Linked DNA regions of Mus musculus: region 2 is linked to region 1. A link is a loop called in an ENCODE intact Hi-C map of the cell type or tissue named here. Cell type or tissue: left cerebral cortex. All regions are shown on one strand.

The links. A loop is a pair of places that touch in the nucleus more often than their neighbours do. Peaks named below come from ENCODE experiments on the same cell type or tissue, not always from the same donor. Only the 100,000 strongest peaks of a DNase experiment are listed, where the experiment ranks them.
Region 2: a loop joins it to region 1, with 2.3 times the contacts of the local background. A loop is called at or near these places in 2 of 42 quality-filtered maps.

What each region holds. Positions count from the first base shown.
Region 1 is chr11:108,753,312-108,755,811 of GRCm38, reverse strand. All of the region lies in intron 22 of Cep112 (centrosomal protein 112), which reads right to left. Among named protein-coding and RNA genes, the nearest start is that of Cep112it, 63 kb to the left of the region's middle. In left cerebral cortex, no CTCF peak of the experiment used is centred here; a DNase peak (open chromatin) is centred at 954.
Region 2 is chr11:108,888,170-108,890,669 of GRCm38, reverse strand. The region is part of intron 2 of Gm46298 (a long non-coding RNA gene); the gene reads left to right. Among named protein-coding and RNA genes, the nearest start is that of Gm46298, 22 kb to the left of the region's middle. In left cerebral cortex, a CTCF peak has its summit at 1,332 (motif pointing left); a DNase peak (open chromatin) is centred at 1,314.

The DNA of each region.
Region 1 (2,500 bases):
GCAATAATAGCTGCTAATAATTGTTAAGCAATGAAACTTTACATAGATATTAGGATCGTATTTAACGTCTTTACAGAATGTAAAATAGAGGTTAAATTTCGATTTTTAAATCATTCTACGTTTTTTTCTAGATTTTGGTACACTTTGAAACTCTTCCTCTAAGTTCAATAGCCAACATAAACCACACCTAAAAAAGACAGGAGGGTATTGGGGCTCCTAACAAAATACAGGAAGACAGAGACCCCTGCTACCCTCTACTTCTTGGCATGGCCCCTGGACACAGTTGGGGCATTAATCTGCACCATGAAGGGGAAGCAAGCCAGGGTAGTGATGAGGGATGATTGGCAGGGGGGTGGGGGTGGGGTTCATGTGGCAGTTGGTCCTCTTCAGCTACGAATACTTTTGTAGAACTGTAATACCTTGTTTTGGGATCTGAACTGTGAAGACTCAGAAGGCAAGGTAACTGTCTAATCTTCAGACAAAAAGAACAAATCTGTGACTGGGAGAAGTCCCATGGCCAGAGATGATGCCACCCTTGTGCTATGATGAACGCTGTGTGGTTCACAAGGGGCACAGGCTCTGAGTGTGCTGAGGTGAAGTGCACATGTGCTACTAGGACCAAAGCTTTTGATAAAATCTCAAAGATCAAATAACTTCCTTTACAGGAGGAAAAGATTTCAAATATTTTCTAAATTTAAACGGCTGTTCTCTTGAGCACCCATGGACCCATTTCTACTATATTCACATTTGCACTGCTCTTAAGAGGGAGATTTTAAAATTCCAATAAACACACTGAAGCAACATTGCTTCTGGCGCTCTCATGAGCTCAATGAGATATGCATTAGAGATTTCTACAAACTAGCATCTGAAAGCACAAACAGTCCATGGTTCTGAGTTTTTGAAAATGTTTATTTAAAAATAATCTGTTTCTCAGTAGTGCCTGGCACTGTAGGCGAATGCTTTCAAATGCCAGTTCATGGCTATAAATACTCACTGTCTCAGAGATGGGTACAGACGAGTGCTGTTATCAGAGTAAGGCTATCTTCCATTTGACATTCCTTTAGTATGTGTGTTTCTGGCATCAATTGATCTTTAGTTTATGAAATGATTACCGTGCCTGATAGTTACTGGTTTTTTTCCCACGGCCTTTCCCTTAATGTCTTGAAGAAAAATAGCATGCTTGCACATTTCCAAATTTTGTAGAGAAATTTCATCAGTCTTTAAGCACCTCAAAGCATGGTGTCTGATGAAAAAATTCCAACTTTCCTCTAGATCTCTTCCTTGGTTTTCTTCTTCCTTTTCCTACTGAAATATTCACACACCTAAGGTTGCTAACAGTTATTAAATGTTTTAGTACATACAAGGCACTATGTGCTTTGGCTATTAATTTTACTTACTAGTTAACAGTGTCTTAAGAAGTAGGTAATAATCTTTCCTTGACTAATGAGGAAACTAGATTCCAGTGGTGGCAGGTAAACTCCCTGAAGGACACACAGGTGGCACCACTGTCTGGTATGCCAACCCAGCCTGTGGACTCCTGGGCTTTTCTACACGCTAGCATTTAATTTGCTCTAATGTCACCTGACCAGTCTTCTGCACACACTCTGTAGCTCAGCCTAAGTTTACACTCTGTTCACACTCTTGTGAGTTAAGCACTTGTATTAGCCAGCTTCCATCTTACTGTCTCTATCTTCCATTTCAAATAAAGCAAAAGAAGCACGATGCCAAATTGCAATTTTTCATGTTTCTGTTTCAACGTTAACTTGGGAGTGCTCAGATCTCTTTCAGCTGGTTATAAGCATCATCTTGGCAGACTGACAAGGGCATTTCTTCCTAAGGGCTGGAATAATGGCAACCATGCCATAATCATCTTTCACATGAACACATATGACTATTCAATTAGAGACTTCTGGGTTTCTTAATGGTTTGTGAATTATATAACACGCTCATTTTAGAAACAATTACAGAATTAACATTTCCTGATAACCATATTCAAAGTTTTGCTGTATTGGGAAGGTGAAGCACTGGGGCAGGCTGGTATGTCAAAGGTCAAGCTTGCCACTTTGAAGTCAGATCCAGGCTGAGTCCTGGCTTAGTCACTTGCTAACTCCTATGAGCTCATCTCTCTGATCTCTGTTTTCTACCCTCTACTGCTGAGCTACATCCTTAGCCAGCTCTTAACTCTCCGTTTTCTCAACTGGAAAACGGAGCCAATACGGAAGACTGAATAAAGTCACTAGGTTTTTGCCCAGGAATGTTGGGTATTGCCATCTGTTCTGTTGCTCCTTTTATGAGGCATTCATAAAATGTTACATGAATTTCACTTTATACACCATTGTACACAGGCAACGACACTAAAGCCAAACTTAAAATCACTAGACAGGAAAACTGTAAAACTAAATGGTTTAGTTATTCATTTACCAAATGAAGGTAACCACTGGTTACATCTAGGAGAACTCACGGTACTCCAGAGGTTTGATGCTCCCTAACTGAAGCTATT
Region 2 (2,500 bases), 130 kb before region 1:
AATCTTCGCACACCGCCAAGGAAGAGGCTTGCGGGTGTTTCCAGTAGAAGGGGGGGGGGGGAACCATTATGGAGGGGCTGTTTTTTTTAAAGAGTCTGCAAATGCCCTGGGTTATTCTAAAACGCTTCTAAGAATGCGCTGCTGGTTTTTCCTCTCCACAGGAAGATAGGACACACAAAATATTTTTAATTATCGGTTCAGGAAGAGCTAACCCTGTCTTCTGGTGTGCAATTTATGCTGGACCTGGCTGGGTGGCAAGCTGTCTGGATGACCATGCAGTGGGCAAGCAGAGGCTGGGGACTCAGGGGTAGGGTGGGGCTTGACCCCTTTAGGGGTTGCGGACTTGGTGGGTTGAATGTCACTGACCATATTTTTTGGGGGGAATGCCTCCTTTACATCTCGGAGGGCTTGGTTTGTTTCTAGGATATATTTCTGCAGTTGGGAAAAGGGGATTTTAATCACTAGTTGGAGTTACACCTGAATTTACCAAGAGATTTTTTTTTCCCAGAAAGAGCTGCAGGCCAAAACCGAAATCTTACCTTAGAAACCAAGAAAAGGGCTTATCTTTCATGTTGCTTTCAGAGGCAAGCTTTGTGTGAGATGAGAGGAGTCGTCAGGGACAGGCTTCTACTCCGGGTGGCTTTGCTGCCGGGCTGTAACAGCCCAAGGCCAGGGACATTTTCTTAATAAGTTTTCACCAGTGCTTGGCCTCAAGCAGGAGTGGATGGACCCTGGATGGCACTCACAGGAAGCACTCACAGGATAGCTGTCTTGCCTGGCTGGGGCTGGCAGTTTTATCTATCAAGTGTAATCTGAGCCTACGCTCCACTCTGCCCCATACTGTCTGAAGGTAACTTTGCTTAGACAAGTCAGGTTCACCATGCCTAGATCTAATGGGCTGTAAGGGGAGAGAGATGACTCATGTCTTAGAGACACTGTGGATGTTGGGGGTGGGTGTTGGGGACATCTCTGGCCCACTGTGGCAAGCAGAGAATAGTTATTATTCTCCTGCTATTTCCCCTCTGAGAACTGAACGGGTCAGAATGGATTTCTGGAGCCTGTGACCTCCCTGAGAACAGCAACGGCTCACTTGGCTGCCTCAGTTCAAGCATGGCGTGAGGAAGACTAGGCACGAATGCATCCTTGTGATTATGGGCCATTAAAGAATTGCTGTTGGCCACAGAAAGTAGAGGAGACAGAATTACACTGTCCTTTGCTTTATAAAGCATGGGATTGTTAAAAAGAGGACTGTTAAATGGAATAATGAGTTTTATTGAACACAAGTACCAAGCGTAAGGGGACTGAATTGCATAGCGACACCTCCTGGTTGAGCACAGAAATGCAGCCCAATTCCATTACGCACCGCAGACAGCCCGAAGTGGGAAAACCAGTTGCGGATGGGTGGGTCCCTGACCCCACAATCAACAGAGCAGGAAATGAAAGCGAACGAGACATTTTTAACTTGGGAGGAGTCCAACGCTAGCAGGCTGTCAACTTCTGACAGAACACGCCACGGACTACCTGCCTGAGGGGGATCTGATAGACCAGGCAGTTCTGCTATCTGTCCTCCTAGCTGTTCTGAACTCTGTGATTTGAATGCATGAAAGGACGGGTGGGACTTACTATCTCATGTAGGATACGGGAGGTAGGACAGGTCAAAAAGTGGTTTGGCTGCATCAAAGCTGGCCAGAAGGAGATGTACTGTGTAGAGTGTGCTAGTCAGAGAGGTTCAGTCCAGCAGACAGTGGCTCTGGCCTTGCAATTTAAATTGCCCAAAAGACAGGATTCACTTTTTATTGTTTCAGCTGGATCCTGAACATGGCATGCTCCTGTCTTAGCAGGCATGATGTCTGGAGGAGAGTCATAAAGATAGCTTTCTGTCTGTCCGCTTGCTTCTGCTATCAGTCCTGGAACACCTCTCTCTCTCTCTCTTTTTTAAAAGATTTAATTATTTCATGTATGTGAGTACATCGTTGCTGTCTTCAGACACACTAGAGGAGGGCATCGGATCCCATTACAGATGGTTGTGAGCCACCATGTGGTTGGTGGGAATTGAACTCAGGACCTCTGGAAGAGCAGTCAGCGCTCTTAACCACTGAGCCATCTCTCCAGCCCCCTGGAACACCTCCTGTGTGAGAAGTGTACAATTGAGTCAGAGCCACCTGAGCACTTCAGTAATACACTTCATCACTGTTAGCGGTCGGATCTTGGCCAGGCCTCTGAAATTCTTCTGTTGTTGTTTGTTTTTGAGTTTCTCTGTGGAGTCCTGGATATCCTGGAACTCACTCTGTAGACCAGGCTGGCCTTGAACTCAGAAATCTGCCTGCCTCTGCCTCCACAGTGCTGGGATCAAAGGTGTGCGCCACCACCACCAATGATATTTAAATTCTTTGTCAACTAGGTTTTTGCATAACCTGAGGGAGGTGGACTGGATCATTTGCAAAGCCCCTTGCCGTAGAATATCTTCTGGGCGTCCTGATCCATGGGAAGGAAGAGGCAG